Linked DNA regions of Mus musculus: regions 1, 2, 3, 4, 5 and 7 are each linked to region 6. Evidence: chromatin loops called from intact Hi-C (ENCODE). Cell type or tissue: heart. All regions are shown on one strand. Region 1 holds the start of Scaf11 (SR-related CTD-associated factor 11). Region 2 has its middle 110 kb from the start of Gm41389. Region 3 overlaps Scaf11 (SR-related CTD-associated factor 11). Region 4 overlaps Arid2 (AT rich interactive domain 2 (ARID, RFX-like)). Region 5 holds the start of Ano6 (anoctamin 6). Region 6 holds the start of Gm38469. Region 7 holds the start of Slc38a2 (solute carrier family 38, member 2).

Evidence for each region. A loop is a pair of places that touch in the nucleus more often than their neighbours do. Peaks named below come from ENCODE experiments on the same cell type or tissue, not always from the same donor. Only the 100,000 strongest peaks of a DNase experiment are listed, where the experiment ranks them.
Region 1: it touches region 6 in a loop (5-fold over the local background); 11 of 42 quality-filtered maps call a loop at or near these places.
Region 2: it touches region 6 in a loop (2.0-fold over the local background); 10 of 42 quality-filtered maps call a loop at or near these places.
Region 3: a loop joins it to region 6, with 4 times the contacts of the local background. A loop is called at or near these places in 11 of 42 quality-filtered maps.
Region 4: a loop joins it to region 6, with 2.1 times the contacts of the local background. A loop is called at or near these places in 2 of 42 quality-filtered maps.
Region 5: a loop joins it to region 6, with 2.3 times the contacts of the local background. A loop is called at or near these places in 17 of 42 quality-filtered maps.
Region 7: it touches region 6 in a loop (10-fold over the local background); 5 of 42 quality-filtered maps call a loop at or near these places.

The regions. Positions count from the first base shown.
Region 1 is chr15:96,459,288-96,463,287 of GRCm38, reverse strand. It overlaps Scaf11 (SR-related CTD-associated factor 11), which reads left to right and starts at 2,445. Exons shown (of 15, transcript NM_028148.2): 1 at 2,445-2,686. Gm41408 reads right to left here. Exons shown (of 2, transcript XM_030248866.1): 2 at 42-3,244. The coding sequence ends at 2,379. In heart, a CTCF peak has its summit at 2,276 (motif pointing left); DNase peaks (open chromatin) are centred at 2,127 and 3,047; H3K4me3 peaks cover 3,148 bases; H3K27ac peaks cover 3,103 bases.
Region 2 is chr15:96,019,935-96,023,934 of GRCm38, reverse strand. No RefSeq gene overlaps it. Among named protein-coding and RNA genes, the nearest start is that of Gm41389, 110 kb to the right of the region's middle. In heart, a CTCF peak has its summit at 2,247; no DNase peak of the experiment used is centred here.
Region 3 is chr15:96,452,593-96,456,592 of GRCm38, reverse strand. The region is part of intron 1 of Scaf11 (SR-related CTD-associated factor 11); the gene reads left to right. The region is part of intron 1 of Gm41408; the gene reads right to left. Among named protein-coding and RNA genes, the nearest start is that of Gm41408, 2.7 kb to the right of the region's middle. In heart, a CTCF peak has its summit at 2,003 (motif pointing right); no DNase peak of the experiment used is centred here.
Region 4 is chr15:96,350,436-96,354,435 of GRCm38, reverse strand. All of the region lies in intron 4 of Arid2 (AT rich interactive domain 2 (ARID, RFX-like)), which reads right to left. Among named protein-coding and RNA genes, the nearest start is that of Arid2, 65 kb to the right of the region's middle. In heart, no CTCF peak of the experiment used is centred here; no DNase peak of the experiment used is centred here.
Region 5 is chr15:95,789,069-95,793,068 of GRCm38, reverse strand. Ano6 (anoctamin 6) reads right to left here and starts at 2,226. Exons shown (of 20, transcript NM_175344.4): 1 at 2,013-2,226. The coding sequence starts at 2,085. The region is part of intron 1 of A130051J06Rik (a long non-coding RNA gene); the gene reads left to right. In heart, CTCF peaks have their summits at 28, 1,345, 2,184 and 2,387; a DNase peak (open chromatin) is centred at 2,218; H3K4me3 peaks cover 2,670 bases; H3K27ac peaks cover 2,181 bases.
Region 6 is chr15:96,285,303-96,289,302 of GRCm38, reverse strand. It overlaps Gm38469, which reads left to right and starts at 1,905. Exons shown (of 3, transcript XM_011245785.3): 1 at 1,905-3,287. The coding sequence starts at 2,050. The coding sequence ends at 2,793. Arid2 (AT rich interactive domain 2 (ARID, RFX-like)) reads right to left here and starts at 1,781. Exons shown (of 21, transcript NM_175251.4): 1 at 1,517-1,781; 2 at 1,316-1,409; 3 at 151-248. The coding sequence starts at 1,608. In heart, a CTCF peak has its summit at 2,495; DNase peaks (open chromatin) are centred at 1,542, 1,672, 2,552, 3,662 and 2 weaker places; H3K4me3 peaks cover 4,000 bases; H3K27ac peaks cover 4,000 bases.
Region 7 is chr15:96,698,084-96,702,083 of GRCm38, reverse strand. It overlaps Slc38a2 (solute carrier family 38, member 2), which reads left to right and starts at 2,356. Exons shown (of 16, transcript NM_175121.4): 1 at 2,356-2,676; 2 at 3,267-3,469; 3 at 3,821-3,902. The coding sequence starts at 3,354. In heart, a CTCF peak has its summit at 1,736; DNase peaks (open chromatin) are centred at 1,793, 2,333, 3,063 and 3,173; H3K4me3 peaks cover 3,124 bases; H3K27ac peaks cover 3,104 bases.

The sequences.
Region 1 (4,000 bases), 170 kb before region 6:
CACACTGTGAAAGGATGGTTGCCCGAGAAACTGCAACACAATTGAGAATTTCAATGAAGGTATTTTTATGTGCACCATTTGTAGATCTTAGCAAATCTCTTTTGGGGGGGAGGGGGAGGGAGACTGGAGAGATAGTTCAGGTCAGTTATTAGCATTTCTCTTCCAGATGAGCTAGGTTTGAGTATCAGCAACAACAACCTGGTTCATAACTCCACCTGGAAGTCCAGCCCCAGACACCTTGTCTTCCTCTTCTGGCCTCCATGGGCACTGCAAGAATGTGGTGCAGACATACATGTAAGCAAAATACCCATATACATAAAAAATAAACTAAAATGCTCTCTGTATGTACATGTTTGTTCATGGGGTACTTCTCTGTTGTGGTGTACTCGTGAAAGTGTGTGTCCCACAGTGCACAAGTGGGGTCAGAGGACAACCTTGGGTATCAATTCTTGCCTTCTACACTCTACAGGTAGGGTCTGTTGTCTCTGACAGCAGGCTAGCTTCAGAGGTCTCTCCTGTTGTCTCTCCGTGAAAGCCCTGGAATTACGGATGCCTGCTATGGTGCCCAACTTTCTGTGGGTTCTGGGGAGTCAACCTCAGGTCCTCATGCTTGTGTGGTAAGCACTTAATGAGCCACCTCCCTAGCCCTCACTTGTTTATGATTATAAATGAGTCTAAAGTATTAACAGGTATGCCATCGACATTATCCATCTGTTTTATATTTACCCTCTCTGATAAATTTAAAAAAAAAAAAAGGAAACAAAACACATTCTTATCATGCAAACACAGTAAAGAGGAGAACACCATATATAGAAATAGGCAGGGTCTCTCTCTTGGGGAACAAGAAACAGCCTATATTACAATGCACCTTCGTTTCTGTTAGGTAAGTATTGTGTGTGTGGAGGGGGAGGTGGATGGGGGCGGGAGGTGGTCAAAGGGCAGTTAGGCAGGAGGAGCCTTTTCTCGTGCTCTGTTACCCAGCACGATGGCTACAGAGTGAATTTTAAATGTTGCGAACACAAAAGGTAGAGCAATAAATTTGAAGTAGGAGATGTGGAGTTTGAGGATCGGTCTGCACAGTGAGACTCTGCATTAAAAACAAAATAAAATACATACAAAAGAATATCACATCTTCACCGGGAATTGCTCTTACTGATAAAATTCTCTAGGGTGAATTCTGGACCCCGAGTGTACACAGGAAAGCTAAACTTTATCTCTGCAGGATGGTTAACAGTGCCTTTGACTTGATTCTGTCACACAACAGTTTCAACAGGTTTTTAGGTTTTCTTAATCACCAGCTTCATTCGTCGTCATTACAAGAGAAAGGTCCCTCAGAAAGTCTTGTTTCATCAGAACAAAGTATTTTAACACCTCTAAATCACTGCGAAATACTTGCACACAGGAACACCACATTTCCAAACCTATGAAGATAGCTCACTGACACTGGGAGAGACAAGGCTGCCATTCATTGCATTCCTAAGCGGTTATTTACCCAGTCCCTTGCTGGTGCTCGGCTCTGTGAAGAGCTTAACGAGACATCATCCCAAACTTCGGTGTGACGTGACGGGCACTGAACAGCCAAGTAGCACAGGATGAAGATGCCAGGGAAGCGACAGGATCAGAGAGGAGGGCAGGGGACGCTGCTGGGCTGGAGGTAGGGAGGGAACAGCCTGGGTTGGGGTGGCCAGGCGACAGCGTGGATTGCAAGAGGACAACTAGGAAAAGCTAGAGCGTGGAGCAGGGGGTGAAAAAGCCAGCGCCTGACGAAAAGCCTGTAAAGACACCTCCGAGGTGAAACAAAAGATCCGAGGGCGCTGCAGGGCAGGAGGACATCGCAGAGTGACTGAAAGTGGAAGCACTTAAAGCCAGCCAGGCTCGGCTAGCCTCGGGGACGCGGGCTTAGGGCGTGGGAGTGTGTCCCGGGCTGGCAGGCCGCCGCGCACGTGCAGCGGGCGGAGTACTTCATCCGTGCCAACTACGCACGAGTTCTTCTCGGGACTGCAGTCTCTCCAAAACATCTTTATTGTCGCCCACGGAGCCTGCCAGGAAAGGCCACGACCAGAGAGAGCGCGGCCAGGGCGCAGGGGCGGGGGTGGGGATGAGGGGGAAAGGGGTGGAGCGAGGACTGAGCACGGCGCGTGCGCGTAGCGCTCCGAGCGGCAAGAGGGCGGGGCAAGAAGAATGTTTCCCAGAAGCCCCGGCCACTCGCAGACGCCGGAGCTCCCGCTCTCCAGCCGGGCGGCGTGCCCCGCCCACCACGTCCGTCCGTCCGTCGCGGCTCGCGGGCGCCCCCTGGAGGTCCGGGGGAGTACGGCAGCGCCCGCGAGCAGGTAGCGTGCGGCGGGTCCAGCCGCCCGCCCGCCCGCCCGCCCGCGTCGTCACCACAGTGCGCCGACCTGTGGCGGCGCGGCTGAGCCCCGCGGAAGGAGGGAGGGAGAAAGGGAGGGAGCCGCCAGACACGGCGGGGGAGGGGAGCGGCGGTGGCGCAAGCGGCGCGGAGCTAGCGCCGCCTGCCCGGGTCTCCTGCTGCGTGGCTGCCTGCGTGCTCCCGACCCGGCCGTCCGAGCCAGCCCGCGGGCCGCGCGCGCTTCCGAGCGGCCGGAGGAGTCCATGGTGCAGAACTTAGCGGCGGACTGACGGAGACCGGGCCTCCTGCGCCGGCGCGGCCGCGGGACCTCGGCCTCAGGTAAACACGGCGGGCCGGAGAGAGCGGACGAGGCGCCCCGGGGCGCAGCGCAGCGCGGCGCGGCGGGGGCGCGGGCCGGGCGGGCGGGCAAAGTTTGGGGCTCGCGCGCGGCTCGGGCGGTGTCTTTCGCTGCGAGCAAAGTTGGGAGCCGCGGCCCCGGGCGGCGCGGGGCGGAGGTCCAGTTTGGGCGCGCGCGGGGCCTAGGAGCAGAGCGGGGCGGCGCGGGCTGCGGGGCCTCGGCCGAGGCAGGAAGGGGCTCCAGGCCCGGCCCGCAGCTCCCCCACCCGCAGTGGGAACGTGTCGGCCGTGCTTCCGGGCGCTCCCAGGCTGGCCCGCTTTCCCGTGGAGTTCGCGTTCGTCCCCGAGCCTCCGGGTCCCGCTTGTGAAACCAAACTTCACTAGGCTGTGACCTCCCCGGCGCCTGAACGAGGAAGCGCTGGCCGGCGCCTGGCCTCGGCCTCTCCCTCCCTCCCTCGGCGGCCGCCTCCCCACCCCCGCCGTCGTTTTTAAAACCCGCTGCCCGGGCTGCCCGCGGTCCAACCGGCCGGGAGATCGAAACTCAGCCCCGCTCAACCCCGCCTTAGAGCCGGGGACTGAGTACCGATTAGAAGATTGGCCAATGCACGCTCGTCTTCCGCACGGATCTCGAAGAATTTAATTTAAAAGACACCTGGTTGCAATTGAGGGCAACAGTCCCAGATTGAAATGGTGACCTACACTCCCCATGCGTTGATCTGTACAGTATCGTATTCCGGTAGTCCGGCTAATCATCTGCGTGTGTGAGGTAGTAAACAATACAGAATGCAAGTTTTACATGCTGATCGTACTACGTAAAACCGCGGCTGCTTCTCATTCATTTTGGATTACATTTTGGCTACCATCCTTATATACTAGCAGCGAACTAACGAAAACTGACGAGAAAGTTTTTTAGTATGCCTTGACTAAGATATGGTAGTATTCAAATTTCCCCCAGTTTGGGCAGTTTTCTCTGAATTTTGGGGAAAGTATATCAATAAGTACGTTTTTTTTCATTTTTCAAGGAAAAGATAACTCATGTATGATTTATTTGCCGCAGCCCCACAACAGTGAAGGCAATAGATTCTTAGCCCTTTCATTTAACCGGTATTTTTAATAAAATTTTATTGGGTAATTCTGTCTCTCCACACCATGTTTCCACCCCCACCTCCCCCTCTGCTTTGGCACTTGGCTTAACCATTTTATTATTATTTAAAACAGAAGGAAAAAGTAGTTTTCTTGTTGTTATTGTTGGTTTATTTTTTATTTTTTGCCCAAATAGACAAAAAAGAAAAATTG
Region 2 (4,000 bases), 270 kb after region 6:
CGGGGAGGGGAAAAGGAATGCAGCAGCTGCTGGTGAGGTGGGTCCACGTACAAAGCCACTCACTGAAAAGCCTGATGACCTGGGTTCAGGCCCTGGAACCCACATGGTGGCAGGAGAAAATGTATTCCTGCAAGCCATCCTCTGACCTTCACATGTGCACCATGGCATACATATACACACACACACACACACACACACATACACACTCACACACAAACACTAAAATAAAGAAAATGCTAAGAAAAAGAAAAGCACAACCAAGTAACCTCAAATAGTTCCAGGTCTCGGGAGGCTGAGGACATAAAGACCTGGCAAACCAAGGTGGCCTACGTGTTGTGTGACAGACAGCGTGTCTGCTCACCCTAGATAGGGAACTGGTGACAGACCAATGTAAGGACGGTATGAAGTCCAGCTTGGTGAACTAATGAGTTCTATTGGGGTTATACACAGAAATGTGGGTGAGGGGTTACTTACAGGAACAGAAACGACTCAAAGACAGCTGCATCGCTGAACCTCCCCAACCCAGCATGAGTTCATGAAAGCTGGAAACTTGAAGTGCACTGTGCAGCCTTCAGGTAGCTCAACAGACTGGAGAGTATCTTTTCCGGGCAGCTGAGCTGATCTTCCAGGAAGCATGTCTGGTCTGAGTGTCTTCTAGGCAGTTTTGCTTATCCGAGAGAGTCTTTTCCCCAAGTCCCTTTTAGTTATATATACTTGTGGATGTGTGTGTGTGTGTGTGGCGGGGGGCTATTGTATCTGGTGCGTTTCAGGGACTTCCTGAAATTTTTGAGTTGTTTACTTCCTAAGTTTTAAGGAGCTTCCTTGAATGAGAGAACTTTCACTCCTCTTTAGAACATTGTCTTAATTATCTTCCCTGCAAGATGAAATATTTTATCCCAAGGCACTTGCTAGCCAACACTATGTGCTTTAGGTAAACCTATCCAAGGGGATGTGAGCAAGGAAAGATAATAAAAAAAAAAAGAGAGAGAGAGAATAAGACAGAACAGGTGTGGTAAACTGCCATTGAGTTCTCAATAAAGGAGAAATAAGTGTGAAGAAAAGAGTCTGTAGGCAGTCTGCCAGTTTGCTAGCTCCAAGCTGAAGTGTCCTCCTAGGTTCCCAGATGATGATCACACTTCTGGGAAGTCCTTTGCAAGGTAGAGGTACAGTTGCAATTCCCATCAGTGGGTGGCCCTCCACACACTGGTCATAGAGGCTAGTCAAACCTCTCAGTGGTCCTTCAGGGGTCTGACTGTCAATGTTGGCCCCCTCCTTGGGCAGTCCTTGCTGGTATCCTGCATGTGTTTGGAACCTGTTTCTGTATTCCCTGTAGATTATGGCTCTAACCAAGTTTATACCTTTATAAAGACTGTGTAGTTGAGATTCGTGATTTCTTCCCTGGAGTCTAGAGGAATTCTCTTGGCTCTGCTTATTCAAAGTTTCCCTAGAGCACACGAGTGTGGTTCTTAATGGGTCTGGGGTAACCATGTGGCTGGCTCAGCAGGAGGCTTCTTAATGATGCTCCAGGTTAGCGCACAGAGAAGTTTTTCCACCTCTGCTGTTTTCGCAGCTGAACACGCCTTATGTCTCTCCCTGTCTCTCTTTTCCCCTTAAATGCCCCTTGCTGAGAATGGCTTCCTGAGGCTCTCCATCTTAAGCATGGCTTTGGTTATTACCGTTCACTGGGTGATGGGGTAGCGAACCCTTCCCCTCCCGCCCCCCATACCTGCTAGTCTCTCTGGGATGGATGGGGATTTCCACCCCTCTGTTCTGTTTTGTAAAGTTTCTCATTTTACTTTGCTGTTAAACTAGATACTTTCAGACATTGCACACATACATCCCTCCTTGTGATAGGGCTTATCCAACTTTCTGCAGTTCACTCCCTGGAGATTTTAGCACAGTGTGCTTGTGTGTCTTCCACCATCTTCCTAAACTAATTAGTGTTTTCTTTTAAATATTATTAGCACAATTCCTCTCAATCATGCCACGGGGGGGTGGGGGGGAGGAATGAGAAGACAAAACAAATAAGCAAGCAAACAAGCAAACAACACGAAGAACAACACTGTCCTGATTGGTTCCTCTCCCATCTTTCTACAAATTTTCTGGGAGTTTGGTCTTTAAGAGATCACAGATCGTCATGGAACGCTCTGCTTTCACTCTGGATCAGCTGGGGATGCTTTGTGCATCTTCCGTGCTCTACAACGCATCCATTTCCCATCTTAGAGAAGAGACTGAGCCCTAGTGGCTGGGAATAGAAATGGAGTGACTTTTTCCAGAGACCAAAACTAAGGACGGAGCCTGCAAGGAGTTTGCTCGTTTACTCCGCTGCATCAAATGTTTGAGATTTTCGCTAGATAATTTGCCCATTTGTATTCTGATGACTTAAAACATGCAAATCTGACAACACGCCCAGGCATTTAAATTAATGTATTTGTTCTAAGAAACCAGAAGATCCAGGAATTAACAGCCACATTGGTCTAGAAATACCCAACCTGTTTTCGTGCAGTGGTAACATACTGGGTTGATCACAGAAACTGATATTCTCTAATGAAAACCTGAAGATCTGGATCAAGTTTTATACAAGAAGATTCTCAGCTTTAGTTTCACAATAACCTATTATGTAATTCTCCTGTAATTTTCAAGCAATATTTGAAAATCTATAAGGTAGTATGCATTTCAAAAACTCATTTAATGTATAATCAACAAATTTTTAAAAAGATTGATTTTAAGAGGATAGCAAATGGCCCTGATGCTCTCATCATGTCTAGCTTTCTGTCTATAAATACATATATTTATAAAAAATTCATTTTATCAAGTGAGAAGAGATTCTCTTTCCTTCCATCTCAGTCCTACATTTGAGCAATCACTGTTATTGGTAATTTAATGTGGGGGTGAGCAGAGGAGGGAGGGGGAGAGATAGAGATAGAGAGAGACAGACAGACAGACAGACAGACACTGGCTGAGGACATGTGGGAACAGAGAGAGAGAACTGGGTGGCAAGCAGTCCCTGTGCTGCCGTTAGCTGACAATGGAGGTAAGCCCTTGCTGGGTCCCTGGGAGCAGCCTAGTAGAATCATCTGTAAGCTAGTATTAGATACTTTCTGATTTAGTTTCCTATGCACAGAGAACTGTTTATTTTTGTTTACTTTTAGTCATTGTTATGGAGAGTTGGAAACTAAAATAATAGTAATGTAAGCGAGTATGAAACTGCTGCTGAGCTACAGCGGTAATGGAAACATAGTTTTACTCTCTTTTCCCCAGTTCACTTTCCTTCACACTCCACTGGAGAATTTGCAAGCTCATCTGCAACATAATATCTTTTCCCACTGCTGACATCACACAGGCATGAGGACTGTCTCAGAATTGGACATATTTTGCCACTGTGTTCTCCTTTTGCAAACTGGATTTATCTATTCTAATTCTGTTTCCTTTTCACATATGATAAAATAATTCCTCCTTACCGACAAAAGCCTTCCAATGTTATTGGGAATTGTGTAACGTCTGTGTGGTGGTTAATTTTCCATACAACTTGTCTGGGCCATGGGACTTTGAGTTCTCAGGCCTTTAAGCATAGGACAGAGTTGCATGCAGTCACTAGCTTCCTTGGGGCTCCTGCTGGCTGATAGCAGATCACAGCACTTGTCATCTGCCATTGTCACATGGCTCAACTGTCCCTTTATAAGTTGTAGCTTTAATTTTCTCAAATTGTATTTTTAATGATGGTTCTTAAACACTTTAACCTCCCTTGTAGCTCACTATCCACCAAAAGTAGTGGAAAAGAAAGGATTCAAAAGTGGACTTGTTTAGAAAGGGTTCTTTGGAGCAACTCCCGTCTGTGTTGTCTGGAAATCAGCAGTTCAGCTCACAGGTTAGCAGGCAGTGGTAGCTCAATCCATTCACAAACACTTCATGGATACACCAGCAGTCCAGTTCAGTAGAGTCAGGTTAGCAACAGTGGTGACATGACCAAGCAGAGACAGCCAGGCCTCAGCCTCAGCTT
Region 3 (4,000 bases), 170 kb before region 6:
TGTTGGATACATGGTGTGGTAGGACAGACACAACCAGCATTCTGGTGCTAGGTCTTGAAGGAGAGGCAATCCTAGTGTGCATGGGAAGATGTGTGTGGGGGCTTTAGCAGTAGTCAGGGGAGATGCAATTCATTGAAACAATAGATATGGGTGAAATTGCCCTGGGAGGGAATATTACTAGGAAGAAAAATGGAAATGCCCTAGAATGGAAACACAGTGGCCTTAAAAAGTTTACTGGAAGAATGTGAGCTCCCAGAGAACACTGTGAAGGTCAGAGGAGCCCGAGTGGAATATGGTGTTACAGAAGCCACAGTGTCTCAAGGGGAGTGTAGTTAGTAAGGTCGGATGTGGATGTACACTGGGTAAGAATTACACTTTTGTTAGATAGAACAGTATGAAACACGTTGGTTTATTGACCAAGGAGGACCTTAATTTTTTTTTCCAAATTGGTGTTTGTGTAATTGCTTGACCAGTTCTAAAAGTGCTGAAATCAGTTTAAACAATGATTAACCCAGAGTATAGAAGACACGTGATGTTCCTTAGTGATTGCTGCCAGCCAGTGTGCTGCAGATGCGTTACCTTTCCTTGCAGCAGCTTTGTGGTAGTAGATAATTAGTCTGTTTTACAGAAATGGCCTGAGCCTCTAGAGCAGTTAACTGATCTAAGTGATAGAGTCTCTGCTTCAGAGCTATATGTAGGGTCATCTAATGTTGGCTCATAGATAGGCATGATGTCAGTTGTCCTTCCAGCCGTTAGAGCATTGCTGTCCACTAGACATTTCTGTGATGGAAATACTGTGTCTATCTCCATTGCTGATAACAAGAAGAAATCTGGCTGGTGTAATTGGGGAACTAGAGAGTGTGGTTACCTATGGTTACCTGACTGAACCTTGGTGGTAATAGAAGAAGTCATTGAGAATCTCCTAAATATGAAATGTCTTATAACAAGTAGAAGTGAAGGGGTTGGTGATTTAGTTCAGTGGTGGAGCATTGTTTAACAGGTATAATGATTCTCTTTCTAGTCCCCCAACCCCTACCCCTCAAAGGGAAAATGTTTACTCTAAAATGGTTTTTTTTTGTTGTTGTTGTTGTTTTGGCTTTCTAATGCTGTGACCCTTTAATAGTTTCTCATGTTGTGGTGACCCCAAAACATAAAATTGTCTTTGTTGCTTCTATTATGAGTTGTTATATAAATGTTTTTTGGAGATAGAGGTTTGCTGAAAGGGTTATGACCCACAGGTTGAGAGCCATTGCTCTGTTTTAAACGTGCTTCGATTACTTAGGGCTTTTAGGTGTTCTATGTTTTGTAGGTTACTTAATCGCAAACTTTAGAAGAGTTGTAAGTCTAAGCATTTTTAAAATCTGAACCATTTGATTCAGTTGCAGATGCAGTCTTATCATCTCAAATGTTCTGTTATCATCTGTTCTGTTGTTGTTGTTGTTGTTGTTGTTGTTATTTGTTTTTGTTTTCTCAAAGCAGGGTCTCACTGTGTAGCTCTGGCTATCCTGGAACTCACTAGACCAAGCTCAAACTCATAGAAAATCCACCTGCCTCTGTCTCCCAAGTGCTGGGATTAATAGCACCCAGTTCTATTATGTAATTAAAATGTAGGTTTCAAAGTCAAATAATTAATTAATCTTGGTATAGTACCACTATCAGACCTCATTGTTTTACCAATTTCCTTATTAATTTTGTAACAAAAGCATTCTGGTTTCCATTTCATTCTAATGTCTTTTTAGACTGTTAACCTAGAAAAATCTTAAGGTCTTAGTAACTAATACTTTGTAGGAAAGTATTCTGAGATTAAAGTATTCTGAGATTAAAGATTGTTAACCAACTTGATACTTATTTATCTTGTTCAAATCTGGTCAGTGAAAGAGTTCTTTAGTGCAGTTTCTGTTAGCCTTTCTTTTCAGTTGCCTTTTTTTTTTAAAAGATTTTATTTATTTATTATATATAAGTACACTGTAGCTATCTTCAGACACACCAGTAGAGGGCATCAGATTTACAGGTGGTTGTGAGCCACCATGCGGTTGCTGGGATTTGAACTCATGACCTCTGCAAGAGCAGTCAGTGCTCTTAACAGCTGAGCCATCTCTCCAGCCCCCCTTTTCAGTTGCTTTGAGTATGTTGAGAACTTACTATTTGGGGGTGAGTTGGGATGTATGGGTGTTGAATGTGAGATAGAGAATAAGAGAAGAAAAGGTTGGGGATCTTGTATACCAGGAACTAGTTCCACAAGTCTTTTTTCTTTCCCCCAACAGTGAGTGAGCTTAGACTTTTACTGTCTTTTACTTAAAAAGTATCTTGTGGTATATGTTCTGAACTTTCAACTGTGAGCAGACAAAGCATAAGGACTTAACCATATGGGAAAGGGCGTTATGTTTGTGTTTAATGCCAGGGGAAAGAACCCTTAGAAACCTTCAAAATAGTTCTTGCTTAATGCAGTTCACTCACTCAGCACACGAATCTGAGAATCAAGCTCAGGTCGCTTGTAAGGCGAGTACTTAGCTTACCGCTCATTGCAACCGTTTTCAACCTGTGGGTCGTGACTTCTTTGAGGGCAGGTTGTCACATACCAGATAGCCTGCACATCAGATACTTACATTACGATTTATAACCGTGGCAGAGTTACAGTTATGATGTGGTAATGAAGTAATACTATGGCTGCGGGTCACTAAACATGAACTGTATCCAAGGGTCCTCCTAGCAGTGGTTGCGAACCACTGCATTCATTAATGCAGACTTTTAAAGACTAGTGTTGGTAGTATTTCCATTGACTGTTAGGTATAGGACAAAGCATGATTCTTATATTATTAAATCGAGCTTAGTATTAATCAGGCTCTCTTACTGTCATCCAGAAACCAGTACTCTTCATTCTCTGTCTGTCTGTCTGTCTGTCTGTCTCTTCTGGCCCAGACTTATTCCCTTCTTAAGCAAATTTGAGTGAATTAGCCCTGAAAATGTTTTTAAACAGTTTTTTTCTTTACTGTAATTAGTCAGTAGTTACTCCCTTCTGGATTTCTTAGACACTTCTTATCTGTATCAAACATTTGGCACTTTGCATGTGCAGTTTTGTTCATTTTCTGTATTTTATTTCTCCAACTGTGTATAGGAAAGGGTACAGTACCTTAATTTACATTGTCCTTATATCCTATGACAGGCTCTATGTTCGAACACAGTATAAAAGAAATAAAATAAATGAAAACATTATTAAGATAACATGTTTTGAAAATTCCCAGAGCAATAAATCTCTCAAATTATATATGGTATTCTATTGTAAATATAGTTGCAGCTCTATTGTATGCCTGATAACTTGTAAGAAAACATTTTGTAACGCTAGTGTTCTAGTGGAGAATAACTAATAATAATGTTACTAATTTCAAGAAAAATTGAAAGCTATTATTCACTTGAAAGCTTTATTGGAAAGAACTTTTTAGGTAGGGTGACTTCAGTGCAGTACTGTATTTCTGTAGGAACACTTAATTAGACAATAATATAATATGAATAAGATATATGAAACAGTAATTGTCTTTATTGCTTCAAAACTGTTACAGATGGCAGGAGAGATGACTGAGCTCTTAAGCACTGGCTGCTTTTTCAGAGGACCTGGGTTCAATTCCCAGCACCCACGTGTGCCCAGACTTAAACAAGGCAAAACATCCATACATATTTAAAAAGTCTTAAAACTGCCATAGAAATAGTAAAGTTGAAATTATTAGGGAAGCCAATATAAATAAGCTTTTAAGCAAGTTTAAAATACATTTCATATTAATAACAAAGCTACTCCAGCTTTCTTGATTATTGTCTGGTGGCATGTTTTTCCATATTTTATAAAAAGAGACCTATGCTTTTTTTTTTTTTAACTTTCCCAACATTTTTTTTTCCATTTTTTATTAGGTATTTAGCTCATTTACATTTCCAATGCTATACCAAAAGTCCCCCATATCCACCCACCCCCACTCCCCTGCCCACCCACTCCCCCTTTTTGGCCCTGGTG
Region 4 (4,000 bases), 65 kb before region 6:
TCTACAGTAAACTCTGCTATCATACAGCCGACAAATTCCAAGGATCTTTAATCATATTAGGCTTGGTGAAGGCTTCTCAAGAGAGCGTGTGAGAAAGTAAGGACACTGAGATCCAGATGAGAGAGACCGCTCAGTGGGTAAGGCTCATGACTTGAGCTTGGATTCCTGGATTGCACATGGGAGGAGGACTGACTGTTTCAGTTTATAATCTAAGCCCCACATGTCCATGGCAGAGACAGAGTCAGATGGAACGAGTGGTACATACCCATAACCCAAGTACTGAAAAGCCAGGGACAGGAGGCCTATTCCATCCTATGTGTTTCAAACCAAGCTGGACAACTCCTAAAATGTAGGCTCATTAACAAAACTATGCCCACAGGTTTGAATGCCTCCGTTCTGCAGCCCAGGCAGCCATATGATCTCAGGACAATTTATTTTTAAGAATCTTGATTTAAAATTTACTGAAGTGTATAGCTGTCAACAAAGTAAGATTTGAGGCAACCGTTTCTTTCTATTTTCAATGTAGAGAAAAGAGAGGGTCCTCCCAGAAGGCTATGTATGTCCCTTGTCCCTTGCGGGATTCCATGGGGTAGTCTTTCTGGTAATGTTGGCAATGACTGCAATTGCCATCCAAGTGTCTGTTGGATTATGGGACACTTGTCAACAATCAGTATGACAGTGACTAGCTCTAAAACAGTAGGTTCTATTCATTTTAATGAGTTGTCTTATATAGGTTTTCACACATACTTAAGGTTAGGAAAGAGCTGAGTGTACAGCCATTTAACACTTGTCTAACGTGCACAAAGCCCTGCCCACATTTGCTTGTCAGCAATCTTCACCCACTTATATAAACCTTTAATATGTATGCAAAATTCAAAGAAAAATGTCAGTATCCGTGTTCAATAATCCATGCTCAAAACAGAAACTTCTCAACATTTTCTGTTATTATATTTACTGGGGAAAAGAGTCAATGATCTTGGGAAAATTCAGACACCCGTGCTCTCAGGGTGTGACAGTGCTGTGTTTGTGTATATGTTTGTGTATATGTGTTTGTATATATGTGTTTGTATATATGTTTGTATATATGTGTTTGTATATGCAGGTGGTATACGGAGGCCTGAGGGTGGTGGTAAAAATCACTATCATTCTTAGCCACTTAGTCACCGACCAAGATGTAACTTTAATTTTTCAAAACCTACTTCTAATGATGGTTCTTAAATACTTTAACCTTCCTTGTAGCTCACCACTCACCAGAGGTAGTGGAAAAGAGAGGATACAGGGGTTGGGGGAGAAGTGGACTTGTTTAGAAAGGTTCTTTGGAGCAACTCCCATCTGTGTTGTGTGAAATCAGCCGTTCAATTCATAGGTTAGAAGGCGGTAGTCATGAAACAGCAGTGGTGGCAGGACCTAGCAGAGACAGCCAGGCCTCAGCCTCAGCAAGAGTCAGCAGGAGGGACCAGCAGAAACACCAGGAGTTCTCGGCTGTCAGCAAAGTGAGGATCAGGGAAGATTTGAGACCAATGTTGTTCAGCCATCTCTACCAGCAAGCCAAGCTCGGCCTCCTTCACCAGGTCCATGGTCAAGTCCTTTTTATATCCCCTCCAAGCTTCACGTCTCCTCCGTGCGTCTTCCCTCAGCACTTTCGTTTGTCTCAGCTCACATCACTCTGCCAATCAGCCCGAGTCCACGGAAGCAGCAAGAAGTCATCAGCACACCACCAGAAGTTTCTTGGTGCGCTTCTCTGTGGAGTCCTGACAAATGGAGCTCAACTACGCAATGTAAGGCGGACCAATACATGTGTTTCGTCAGCAAAGAATCTTTCATCACATGTCCTTTTACGTGCTTGCTTTAGCAGAACATCCTCTCTCCTGTGTCTGCTTCAGTTAAACATTCTGTCATGAGTCTGCCTTAGCCTTTCACCTGTGTCCACTTCAGGAAAACACTCCTTCACATGTTTGCCCCAACAACTGACTTTCTAAAGAACCCATAAGTTTTCACTTCAGAAAGAGTCTTTCAATTAAACCCAGAGCTTATCTACACACCTAGAGAGCCCATTGGTCTCCTGGGGTTGAGCTGCCATGTATTTTTGTGGGTTTCTGGGGATTCTAAACTCTAGCCTTCATGGCTGAACGGCAAGCACTTTAACCACTGACTTATCTTCCTGGCCCCTGATTTTTGTTTTTTGTTTTGAAGATCTGACTTTGTCCGCAGCACAGACCGGATTCCAACTCAGGGTCACCCTGACTTAGCCTGCTAGAGCTCTGGTGTGTGCTCCCACATCTAGGGCTGATTACGTGCATGATACTAAAAAAGGAACCCAGGCCTTCCCTGTGCCAAGCAAGGACTCTGACCTTGAATCCTTTATTTAGGCCTCATCCCTATATAAAAACTTTGAAATTTATCATTAGGTAATTTTTTATTTTGACATAGGTTTTTCACAGACACACAGAAAGACAGACAGACAGACACATACATACACACACCAAAAAAAAACCACAACAGCGTTTCCTCAACTTTCCTGCTGACAACTTAGTCATCAAGGAAGGGCTTTCATATTGGTGATAACCTTGATCACTGGTATAGTAGTGTCATCAAGTTGCAGTATCTCTTCCTATCAAAATAAAAAGCACCTCAAAATTCCTAAACATTGTTCTCAATGTTTTCAGTGTGAACCACACACTCTGCAATCCGAGGAGAAAGCTCCTAGCTGCTGCTTCTGTAAGTATCCCTTGTGCAGACTTTGCCAAATAGGATACATCTGAGACAGCTGTCTCGAGTCCCGTCATAACCACGCAGATGCACTATCTCACAGACGGGACGCTCTAACAGGTTGATGGATGGCTTCTACAGCATGTCGCTCTCAGCCATTTTGCTTCTAAGGATATCTAGCTCCACCAGAATTCCAGCACAGGCTTCCAAAAACGCCAAAGCCACATCACTCACAGGCAAAGTGTTTCCGTTAGACAAAGTTAATGAATGCATGCTGATTAGACAGAGCTAGGGACTATAACGTGTACAAGTAAACTGCGGGGTGTGGTGACATACTGCGATAACCTCACACTTGGGAGACTGAGGTAGGAAGAGAATAACCTTGAGTCAAGCAAGGCTGCAGAGCAAAACCCTGCCTCACAACCAAAGCAATAAACAGAGAGTTAGCTTGCTTTCTATTACTGTGATAAACTAGTATGACCAAAAGCAGTCTGAGAGGGGAGGGGTTTACTTCAGCTTACAGCGTGTAGGGCGTCGTCCAGGGAAGCTAAGGCAGAAAGCTGAAGGCGGTACTAACAGCACATGTGAAGGTTTGCTTTCCATTCACTCTTCCTGCCTCACTGCAGTCATGTACATACTGCAGGTATGTAATAATAAAGCCTCTCCCAGTGGAGATAGGAGATATTAAGAAGAGCCTCTATTTCTTCAGTTACTGAATCTTTGCGCGAAACAGAGGCAAACCTAACGTGACTGAAACTTTAGAAATAGACATGAGAATAAAACAGAAGACGCTGCACTGCTGAAATCAAAGGGCTACCATTAGCCCTCAGCACTAAGACCAATGACTGACTACAGAAATGCATGACACAACTGTAGTTTTTGTAAATACTTACAATCTTGATAAATATCTCTTGCTCTGAGGAGGCCAAATGCTAAGACACTGTTACATGTACCCCTAGCTCATCTTCCCAGAACTCTTGACAACTAGAAACTGCAGCAGCTCTATTCCAATCTCTCTACTAGAGTTTCAAATGAATTACTTCCTAATATAAATCATCTCTTTGCAGCTACAGAAATTTCTATGATAATGCCACTTGAATGAAAAAAGTCTTTTAATATCATGTTAGGAATGACAGACAGAATTTACAACATTTCTGACATTCTTTATGGACTGACTACAGTGACTTCGGGAAATGTAGCAGACTCCACCGAAAGGGTCCTGTCTTCCCTAACACTCTGTCCCTCTGAGCCCAGGTGTTTTTGTTTTTTAAACACAGTTTATAGTCAGCTT
Region 5 (4,000 bases), 500 kb after region 6:
CATTTCCGAGACTTGCAGTTACAGCCATCTCCACCAGGGCACTTCTGCAACCGCTGCCCACACAGGACTTCTGTGGCTCCTTGGTAAAATTGAGCAAGTTTTTAAGAAAAGAAAAAAAACAAAAAAACAAAAAACAAAAAACTGTGCCCCATGGGTTCACTCATCACTGCACCTTTTGGGTTACTTCCGATGGTCACGACTTAACAAGGAAGACAACCATGGGAAAGATACCATTTTCAATTCTCCATGTGGGTTCATGCCAGGCAAGGAGGCTACTCCTGCACCTAAAGCGGTACCTAAATATTGAACAACGGCCAGAGTTAGTTCTCTAAGTACCGAGCAACAACCTGAAGTAACTGTTTATAAAGCCGGGCAACCCGGCCTCCCAGAAGACTCGGCTTCACACACGCGGGTGGAACACCTCCGTGATACATCTTCTACTTTAAAATGGTTTACTTTCGTTGTTTGAGGTTTGCCTTAGATGACGTTGGGGCCTCGTGTCAAAGTAACTTTCCTGCTCTGAATTTTAAAGCTAAGCAAAATTTAACAGAAATTAACATGGGCGCTGATTATGCTTTAAACAACTATACAACGCTCCCTCTAGTGAGGAGTCCCGAAGAGAGAGACTAACCAAGAGCTTTAACACTACAAGATTGGAGGCAGAGGTTTCAATTGCAGTCCTCCATTTCACCAGCGCCTCCTCTCCCACTGTTGGATTTAGAATTAGTTCATAATAGTCTATCAACCTACTTCAGTAAACCTTCAAGAAGGCTTATAATTCTGTAGTAACATAAACGTTCATAGGTTTGGTAAAACGTCTGGGACAAAAACATAACTATGATCCACATGAAATTCATAATTCAATAAAGGACAACCAAAAATTGCCAGGACCTGCTTAAACGTTGCCTGTCCAAACAGGCTGTCTGCTATCTAAAGTATGAATCTAAATACTGGAGGCTACAGTAAGAAGAGGCAGAGGTAGTTAACTACATCGGCTGTTTTACTTCGTGGAACAAGCATGAATTACATGGGTCAGTAAAAGCAAAGCCAGCCTACTGGCAGGGTCTGAAGACAACCTATGATGCCTATCATGTAACAGAGGCTAGACCAAATTAGATTTTCTTTCTAAATTGAAATCTGAGGGCAGCAAGGGCTTACACTCAGAGCCTCTTGCTTATGTCAATTTCTATTCCGGCTGGATCTCACTTGAGTGCCTCACTATGACAGACAAGAATATTTCCCTAAGAAACTAACTGTGCTAATACGAGTGTAACTTTTTAACGCTGCTCCCGTGGGTGGTATTTTATGTAAACGGTCACTTAACTGTTCAGTCTCATGAGACAAGAGCATCCTACATCCTTTACCCAATCAGCCGCCAGGTGCAGAGCCTTAACTTGCTCAACTCTGGGAAATCAGAAACTTCTACTTGACAGTGTGAGGCTCCAGGAAGGCTAACCTGGGCACACTTTTCTCCTCTCCTTAAAAAGGAATACTATTTGCTCTCTCCACAAAGAGGAGTGCCTGATAAACCGCTGTCACAATGAAAGGCCAAGGCTAAATCGCGGCGTGGAATTCCCAAGTTCGTCTAGACCTGGGAGTTACCAAATTCCTTTGATTGGTCTGTGAGCAAAACCTGAAAGGAAGGAAAAGCCACACCCAACTCCTAAATTTACTTTGTAAAGTGTTTGGAGGCCTTGAGAGGGAACATTTTGACATCCAGGAGGCCTGATGGAAACGTGCCACGGTCCTCCGCCCGGCGTCGCCCCGCGTCCCTGCCCCGCGCCCGCGGCTCCAGCCCTTTTGTTTGTGTCTCTGCGGGCTGGTGCAGCGGCGCAGCCTGTGGCCTCGGAGAATCCGGCTCAGGTGTGTCGTGAACCCGGGAGCAGGGGCCCCCAAAACACCGCCCGGAGCGGACGCAGGAAAAAGACCCGAAGTTGCTTGGGAGGTTCGGCTTCCGCGCAGAGGCGTCCGCCCCGGATCCCCCTTGCCCTGGCCCCGGTTCCGGCACTCACCAATGTCTCCATCCTCATCGTCGTCCTCCTCCAGCTCCATGTTCAGCAGGACCTTCCTAGTCATCATCTGCATGTCTCCCGGAGACCGTCACTCGGCTGCTCTCGGCTCCGCTCGGCTCCGCTCGGCTCGGGCCGCAAGCTCCGCTCTGCCCTCTCGGCACTGCCCCGCTGCGCTCCGCCCGCGCTCTGCTTCAGCAGGCGCTGCTCAGCCTGCGACTGAGCATGCCCAGAGGGACGCCGCCGCTCCCGCCCCAGATCAAACCGCCCCGGCTGCGAGGAGCCTGGGAGGAAGTCGGGCTGGGGGGGTTGGGGGAAGGGGAGTGGCAGAAGCCGGGCGAGCCGCGCCGCGCCTGCGGGGAGCGCTGCAGCCGCAGAGGCAGGCCGGCTTCTATGAGCTCACGAGGGTCTTTAATCTGCAGAATGACGAGACGTTGCAAGGTGCCCGCTTAGTGTGGGGGAGGAAAACGACACACGTGCGCACGGAGAGCCCCTGTGCCCCCGCCCGAAGGAGCACATGCGGGGAGTGGTCGCGGGGTGCCCTCCAAGCCCCGGAACTAGGCCGAACAAAACACGCCATAGCTACGTGTAAACTCTTTAATAAGACAATATGGGAAACTGTAGTACCAGGAAGGACAAAGAAACGAAAGGGGGAAATGACGGTAGAGAGTGAAGGAATGCCGCCCTGACAACCCAAGGACTGGGGCGCAGATGCGGCGGGAGTACCAAGTCCTTGGGTCTGCACAGCTGCTCTCAAGGACGCTGGTGAATGGTGGCTTCCCTGCAGTGCCCGGGTTGTCGCTCACTCCCTGGAGAAGCACTTGCCTCCTGAGCCCGTTCCTAGTCAATGTTCAATGACAAGACACTACTACATCCACTGTGTGTTTTATTCTTTTATATTCTTACCCTTTTCCTCTTTCGCCTCTCAGATGCTAGGAGTCCAGCCCAGCACCCCTGGCGTGCTAAGGGAGTACTCTCCACTTATCTATAGTCCCAACCTCATAGTTAATGTTCTCACTTGAAGGGAAAAAACATTGCGATCAATAATAACGCAGGAATTTAATCACGAATATGCACTAAAGGACAGTACAAATTAGAGAAAACGTCCAGGAGACGCTCTCCTTGCTCCTTAAGCTCCGGTTTTTACCAAAGAAGACTACTTGTAACATGAAAAGTAAGTGCAGAACTCTGGAGATCTTGAGAAGATGAGGAGACTATGAGAGGGAGAGAGAGGAAGAGAGGCCGGGACCAGTAATGCTAGCAATGACCCCTATGGCCTGAAATGCCATCTGCGACCTGTAATACCAGTTATGACCTATAATGCCAGCCCTCCAGAGGCCGAAGCAGGGGGACTCTGAAGCAAAACTCGGCTTCAGGACAGACTGGGAACTGAGAAGGGAAGGGAAGGCTTTAGTGAACTCTCGGTTCCAGAGGTGTGTGGGTTGCAGGAGGAAGTTTCCATCTTCATTTAGCCATGGCGATTTTCGTGCGCTGAGTCCGCTGAGTCCGGTACTAAAAGTTTTTACAGTGGTCGCTTCATCTCTGCCTAGGAGTTACTGCCACTGTTTCACCTGACCGCCCGATAGGTGAGCATCTTGTCTGCAACCACAGATAGCCAGTGTTGGGGTGGCCCTTTTACTATATGCACCTCAGAAAGTGCCTCCAGAGGCCTTTCCACCCACTTCTTCCAACCCACCCGGTCTCATCACTGACCTGCTAGGTTCTCTCAGCAGATGTAGAAGTTCTGGATCTTCCGACCTAAAGCTACTTTATAGCTCGAAAATTCTTGGGCTTGATTCTGACCTAAGTCTCAGTGAGTCACTTGGAAATTGTAAGAGATTTTATAGATGCCTTTTGCTTCTTGCTTGATAAGTGTTACAGAGCCATTGTGGTCTTTTGTGTAGACATGACTGTTGCCACAAGGAAATTGAATTACTTAGGCCAGCTGTGCATCTATTGTTAGTACACCCCATTTGGTACATTAATGCATT
Region 6 (4,000 bases):
TCCTACCATCTCACTGTATTGACAGCAAATGCTTCTCAGACTGCAATTAACAAGGGATTGGAAAACTGGTTAGAGCGCAGATTTTGTTGTTGTTTAATCGCCCCTAAGTCCCTCGTTTCCAAATACTGTGGAAAAGTCACCACTACTCACCGCAAGTAATACTGTTTTAAAGCAAAGGCAGCGTTGGAACAACTTCTGGGAAAGTTGAACTCTTCAACAATTTCTCCCCACTGATTCTTCTCAGAAACCTGTTAAAAACACAGGCACACTTGTCTCAAAGTGCCCAATCCAAGAAAAACCTACCCTAACCTGGAAGCTAAATGCCCCTTCTGCAGAGATCTGTAGACACCTAAGGAGCAGTGGGTGTCTGGGGTCGACCCACGAGAGTTACTAAGCCAGGGCTGCTTGAATCACTATGTTTTCATCAGAGAGCCCTGTATTTAGCAGCACTTGTTTTGTTTTGGGGGGGGGTTGGTGGGTTTGTTTTGTTTTTGAAGCCCGGACAATAACCAATCGCAAGTCCCTCTGTCGCCCCCTTTTAAATCTCAACGCGGTCCGTTTGCAGTAAAGAAAAAAAAAAAAAAAAGTTCAAAAGGATCAATACTGCTCCGGACAGCGACGTCCGCGAGCTCTGGGGGGGCCGGGGCCGGGGCCGACTCCGATCCCTCTCCCAGATCTATCCATCTCCATAGGCCCTTCTTTGAGGCCTACAGCTTCTGCCTAGCCTTGAAGCCTAAGATGGCTATTTGCAGACAGGTCCTGCTTTCTTTTGTTAGCTGTAGAAAGCCAGGGCGAGCGGGCCGAGGCTGTGCCCCCGGCCGCCGGGATCATTTCGCAGCCGATTATCGATGTTAAACCTGCCCGCGCTAATTTTGAGTTGCACGAAAACTGCTCAGAGTCTGTGTGTCTCTGTGTCTCCGCCTGTGCTAGAGCGGCAGCGGCGGCGGCGGCAGCGCTGACTCGCGGGCGGGCGGGCGGGCCGCGGGCTCGGCGGGCGGCGGGCGAGCACTCCACTCGCCCGCGCTCCCCGCCGCGCCGCTCAGACCCCGCGGGGCCGGCCGGACACCGGGCAGGGCGCTCCCCGCCGCCGGGCCGCACCGCCCGCCCAAGCCCCGCGCCCGCCGCGCGCACGCGAGCCACCAGGCCGAAAACAGCCCCGCCGCCGGCCGCCTCCGTGGGCCACCGGCTGCGAGCGCCGAGAACGCCGTGTGTCCCGCCGATCGCCCCCCCGACCCCGGGCGCCTGCTCCCGGGTCGGAGCAGACTTTTCCGAGCAGGCCAGCGAGAGGGAAATACAAATTAAAACTTCCACTCACCTTCGCGAATCCGCCTAAAGTAGTGACTCTGGTGTAGAGCCCGTGAAGATCCAGCTCCTTCCCACCCACCGCAGGGATCTTCTTAAACGGCGACCTGCGGGCGACAGAAAGCCCCGCACTTGTCACCGGGACCCCGCGCCCGCGGCGGGCCCCCGTTCGCCCCGGCTCGCCCCGGCGCTGCCCCCCCGGTCCTGCTCTCACCCTCTGCTGTGGTGGAACTGCCGCAGCTCGTCCAGGAAAGCCAGTCCCTTCCTCCGCTCGTCCGGAGGCGCCTTCCCCGTCGAGTTTGCCATTATTTTGCCAAAGGAGGTCTCCCGAAAAAACCCAGATCGCGGTTCAAACGCGGCCCCCGCTCCCCGCGCTCCCTACCAGCGCCCGGAGCCCATTCCTCGGCCGGCGGTGGCGGGGCTCAGTCATGGGCCGGCGGTGGCGGCGGCGGCGGCGGCGGCGGCGGCGGCGGCGGCGCAGGGAGGGAGGAGGGAGGGGGAGGAGGCGAGGAGGAGGGGAAGGAGGGAGCGGGAGGCCAGGGGGAGCGCAGGGCCGGAGGGAGGGGAATTTCTAAAAAAGTTTAAAGAAACGGGAGCGAAACTAGAGGGGCAGGCGACGGGCGGCCGGGCGCGGAGCCGCGGGGCGAGCGCGGCCCCCACCCTGCCTCGCCGCCTCCCGCGGCCCGGCTCTGGGCCGCCTCTCAGCGCCGCCGGCCCTGGCGGCTCGGCCCGGGGACGCGATTCAACATGGTGCTGCGGCCGGGGGGCGCACGAGCCGACCGGGGGCCGGGCGAGCCGAGGCGAGGGGCCCGGGCGGCCGCAGGCCTGGGAGTTGCGGCGGCGGCGGCGGCGGCGGCGGCGCGGCGGGGCCGGGGCAGGCGGGGCCGCGTGGGGAGGGGGAGGTCTGTGTGGTGGCTTGTGGAGAGCGGGGTGACAGCGTGGATCCGGGCCGCGGCTCCGCGGGGCCCTCGCACACATTCACGCGCGGCGGCGGCGGCGGCGGCCCGGGCGTCCCCGGGCACAGGCTCCGGCGGCAGCCGAGCCGCTGCGCGCCGCCCGCCGGCCTGCCTGCCTGCCCGCCAGCCTCCCGTTCTCTGCTGCCGCCGCCACGGCCGGGCCGCCAGCGCCGCACAGCGCCCCCCGAGGGCCGGCCGCGGCACTGCGCCTGGCTCCACACGGTCGCGGCGGCTCCTCGCGGGGAACAATAGACTCGGCTCGCCCGGCTTAGGGTTCATCTGCAATGTGCAGCACATTTCACACGCACACAAAGCGGGCGGAAAGGGGGGCGGCGCGGGGAAACGGCCACTACCGGTTGTTCCGGGCTTAGGGGTGGAGGCGATGTTCGCGTCCCCGGCGGCGCCCGCCGGGCCTCCGGCCACACTGAGAAGCAGGCTCGCTCGGCGCAGCCCCGGCGGCCGCGGACGAGTCCGCTCGCCCCCTCTGGAGACGTTGCTAGCGGGAGGCGTTGGCCTCCGGGCTTCATCGTGCTAGCACGAAGCCCGCCGAGCACATGGTCCATGATGGGGCCGTAAACTCACTTTGACAAACTGTAGGATCGAATAGGCTGGAAACTGCCTGCCCTACTTTTGTGGAGCTAGAGTAAGGCTTTTCACTCGTCCTCCCTTTTTTGGTCGGTTTGGTGCACCGAACCCGGAGGTACGCAAACGGTAATCGCGCCTGTTGGGAAATAACCTCCCAACTTTGAGAATAACACTGCTTAGGTCTTTTTTTGCACTAGTATCTGAAAAAGAGGGCAAAATGTTTTTCCCTTTCAGTTTAAAAAAAAAGAAAATGTGTACATAGGGAATTCAAAATTTGTATCTTTTTTTTTTTTTAGTACCACTTAAATTTGCATTTACCCGGGTGTTGGAGCCCTCCCCGGTCTGCAAATGTGGAGAGCCTCATGCTTCTCCTTTGGTCTACTAGGATTCCCATTTTAGAGACAGCCACCAGTGGCAAAGTCACTAGCCCAAGGTCACAAGCTGGTAAGAGTCTGGATGGGTTTATTTCAGGTAGTCTTTCCGATGGGAGCACCTATCGGGTGACGGGGAGGAGTATATTAAAAAAAGAGAGAATTATGTAATAGAGCGGAGCGTGCTTCCGGTACTCACTCTAGGAAACGGGTTTATTTCCCAAGTAAAGTTTATGTCTTCAGTGGGGTCGGGATAAGGTGTGGCTAGCAAATTCCTGACACCCGAGGACCAGTGAGTGCCTCGCAAGCCTGTGAGGGGCGGAGACCCTGGCCGAGGAGGAGGAGGAGAAGCCGGCCGGGCCCGAGGCGAGGCGAGGCGCGCTGGTGGGGAGAGCCGGGCTGGGCCAGCGGCCGCCCCTTCCCCCGCCGCCTCAAGGGCAGCGGCGAGCCGGGCTGGCCGGGCTGTGCGGATTCCCTGCGCTCCGCACTTGCGCACGGCCCCTTGCGTAACCGTCAGCGCCGGGGATTCCCTAGAGGGGGGTCACTCTCTGCAACCATTACACACAGCCGAGCTCCGGCCGCCGCGCCTCACAAAATGGCGGCGCCCATGGATCCGCCGGGCGGCCGCTCCCCGGGCCCCATCTTGTGCGCGAGGCGAGAGACCCGTCACCGTGGAATACCTCCGCCGAGGATGCAGCGGACCCGGGGGGGAAGCCCGCGTGGGGTGTGGGGGGGGGGGAAGGACCGCGTTGCCAAGGACGTCGGCGACTCCTGGCCCGGCGCGCC
Region 7 (4,000 bases), 410 kb before region 6:
GCTACACAAACCAGGCCGCTTTAGAAGGACGTGCCATTAATAGAGTAAGTGTGTCTGGGATAGAGTTGTGTCTCCCTGTTCACCAGGTTAGGGCACAGTAGTGAGCTGCCATGTTGCTGCTGAGAACTGAACCTGAGGCCTCTGGAAGAGCAGCCAGCGCTCTTACCCACTGAGTCATCTCTCCAGGCCTAGTAACGCGCATTTTCGATTCACTACTGGGAAGAATCAAAGTGGTGATAGAAAAATCACCTTTTTGCTTTGCATTGTTATTGTCACGTACTATTCAGTTTCTGACCATCCGGAAATTCAGATAAAGATTACAAGCCTCCAAATCTATTCCTCTCCCCTCCCCTCTCCCTTTCCCTCCCCTCTCCCCTCTCCCTCTCCTCTCCCTCTCCCTCCCCTCTCCCTCCCTCTCCCCTCTCCCTCTCCCTCTCCCTCTCCCTCTCCCTCTCCCTCTCCCTCTCCCTCTCCCTCTCCCTCTCCCTCTCCCTCTCCCTCTCCCTCTCCCTCTCCCTCTCCCTCCTCTCCTCTCCTCTCCCTTCCCCTCAGTCCTTCTCTCCCTCCCCACCTCTCTCCTTAACTATCCTGCAGTATGAACCATGGAAAAAGTCCAAAGGACAATAGGTCTAATTGTATTCCAAATTGCAGCCATAACCAATAACCTACAGAACTTCCTGAATACCTCTAACAGGGCAAGAGATTTACCTAGAATGAAAAAGTGGTTTAAGATCTTTTGAGTTTTATCAGTTGAAACCTGATAGAAAGGAATTTCCCAGGATTCCTGAGTCCACCACCAAGCGTTTCCTGACAGGAGTTTATCCGATGTTACTAGGGTGTGCAGTTGGGAGGGGGGCGGGGTAAGGTAATCAAGACTTTTTTAGCTACGATTATATGTCAGATTCCTAACCTCCCCTCTGAGGAGAGTTCGGTCTCCATGGGGAGACTGTCGATACAAGACTACAAACAAATTCGAACAATCTGAGGACTGTGCAAGACAGCACAGGTTTATGAAGTCCGGACACCACATGGTTTAGAAAACAGAACTGCAAAAGTAGGACTGAGGAGGGGAGCATTAATTATAGGCAAGCCGAAAAAAGGCGTTCCTGGCTCCTTAGGTCTAGAGTGACCACCGCCCTTGAGAGGGGCGAGGGGACGTGCAGCATTCATTCTAAGGCTATTGTTTAAGTATGGCTGACCGGACCAGAGGTTTAGGATGAAGAACACAGTGTGTAAAGGGGAAATAGGGTCCTGCCCTGTCAATCATGAACACTGACACGGGCTGAAGGTACCCCAAGACTTTCGTGCCACGGAAATAGGCAGTGTTGCAGATTTCCTCAGGAAAACATTGAAGGCAAAAAAGTGTGATCACACCCAACCCTTTCCTCTATGCCCAGCCCAATCTCTCCCACGTCCCCCAAAGGAAGAGAGCACCAGGTCAAACTCGTTTGTTTATTCTTTCATTCAACCAGCATTTCGCTCTCCTCGGGGGTCTTTGTTCAACCGAAAGGGAAGGGCCCTCGCCATTCCGGCAGCACCGAATATTCTCGTCTAGGGGTCCCCCTGAGCCGCCCGGCTCTGCAAGACCAAAAGCACCACCGAGGGATCTGGGCTGTAGAGAAAGCTCCAGGCCTACATTCCAACGAGGGCGCTCTCGCTGGAAGCCCGGGGAGACGCTAGCACCAGGGGTGGGGTGGTAGCAGGAGGGAAAGTGTCCACCAAGAGGGAACAGGGCGCCCCTGGGCGGCCTCGGAAGAACCCAGCCCGAGGTTCTTTTATTAAAGGTGTGTCTGGCTTGCTGGTCAAACGCAAACCCTCCCTAGTACGCTGTGGCACGTGCAACCCAAAAGTCTATGCCGACACGCAACTGCGAGCCGCCTCTCATTCACCACCAGGCTAGCACTGGAGAGTGAAAGCACATCTAGGTGGAAAGATCGAGAACACAAACCGGCCCTCTGGGCAGCGTGGCAGCGCCCGCCCAAGTTCTGCGGGAGAAAAAAAAAAAAAAAAACCCTTCACGTAAATCAAATCTTAAGTCACGGGCTGGGAATGGTTATGGGGGGGGGGGCTGGGAGGGTAGGGTACTGCACACTCGCCGGCTGCGTCCCCGAAACGCAGCGTTGGAGACCGGGCTGGGAGGGAATCTAAGGGATCCGGCTCCGTAATTACAGCAGCCGCGGGTGGCGGCCACCCACGGGGCTGCAGTGCCCCGAGCCGCGGGGAAGCGGGGTGCGGCTGGCCCCCCGATTCGGGGTGCGGGGCAACCGGGAGGGAGGCGGAGCCCAGGTGCTGTTGATACACAAAGGCGAACGCCCGCGCCCCGCCCACTGACGCGGCGCCCCGCCGCTATAACTCGCGCTCGGGAAGCTGCTCCACACCGCGCCACGCCGTCGCCCGCGCCGCTACCCCTCAATCTCCGCCGGAGGATCGTGATCGCCATTCCCCGCTCTTTTTTTTCATTTTTCTTTAATAATTAAAGAGGAAAAAAAAATCCACCTCTTCTGCCTGTTGTTGGATTACGGGGAAATTTTAAAAATTTTTTATTAAAAAAAATAAAAGAAAAGGACTCCGTCACTGTTACATTTTTTCCCTCGTTTTACAATTCTGGTGTGTGACCGAGACAGCCCACGGGAGACGCTGCCGTGAGGTGGGCCAGCTCGCAGGGAGAGCACCGAGGTGAGGCGGGGGAGGGGCGGCGGCGGGGACGCGGGCGGCGCCGGCGGCGGGAGCGGGGGCTTGCGGCCACCCGGCCACAGCCTCCCGTTAGGGGGAAGGGGGAATCGCGCACGGGCCGCTCGGCTGCTTGCAATCGGGTCTTGTGCCTCGAAAATAATCGTCCGGTCCGGGCGTGGGGCAAGGCGAACCGCGCGAGGGCTTGACAATCAATCGCCCCTCGGTATTGCATCAGTTCCTCCCGGGGTAGAGGAGGGGCGGGTGACCGGGTACCCGGGGCAGTCCCCGGCTTGCCGGAGGCTAGGCTCGGCGTGCGCCCTGTAAACAAGCCCCGGCTGGGGCAGGGGGACCGGGCTCAGCGCCGGGGCGGCTGGAGGGGCGCCTCGGCGGGCGCATCTTTGTTCTCGCGGCCCCGCCGTCGGTACTTTTCCGCCCCTCGCCGCGCCCCCGCCCCTCGCTCGCCTGGTACTTTTCCACTCGCCTGGCGGGGGATGAATCAGCCGCGCTGCGCCGCTCGGCGGCGTCACGTGGTACGGGGGGGGGGCGGGCGGGCGCGCGCCGCAGTCCTGACGCGCCGCCTTCTACCTTCGCAGGCAGCCTCGAGGGCCAGTGCGCCGCCAAGGACAAAAGGAAGCCCGCGCCGCGAGCGAGCCGCACACCGTCCGTCCCTCCCGAGCAGCATGAAGAAGACCGAAATGGGAAGGTTCAACATCTCCCCGGATGAGGACAGCAGCAGTTACAGCTCCAACAGTGACTTCAACTACTCATACCCCACCAAGCAGGCTGCTCTGAAAAGGTGGGAAAAAGAAATGTGCTTTGCAAATTAAAAAAAAAAAGCCAGCTTGCACACACGGGTGCCTCGGGGCTGGAGGGATTGCTCATCGGTTACAGGCTAACGCGCACACCCAGGAACCAGAAGGCTCACCCGAAGCCTCGGTCTCCCCTGGCTCACAGCCCCGGAGAGAGTAGCCTGCTAAATTACCCGGTTGTTACTGCATGACAGATGGTATTACCTTCGAGAACACCTAGTTCATGCATTAACTTAAGCAGAACTGAAGGGCTTTACATGATGTAAACTATAGTTTTCGTATCTTTCAGTTGGGTTACAACGGCCTTTTTAAAAAAAAAAAAAATTATGTGTTTGCAGCCATTATGCCGACGTGGATCCCGAAAACCAGAACTTTTTACTTGAATCAAATTTGGGGAAGAAGAAGTACGAAACAGACTTTGTAAGTTAACAGTACTGTTATGTGCTTGGCTTTATGGAGTCAAAGAATAGTGTTACTTTTAGATTTCAAATCTGACTTGCCCGAAGCTGGTTTTTCTC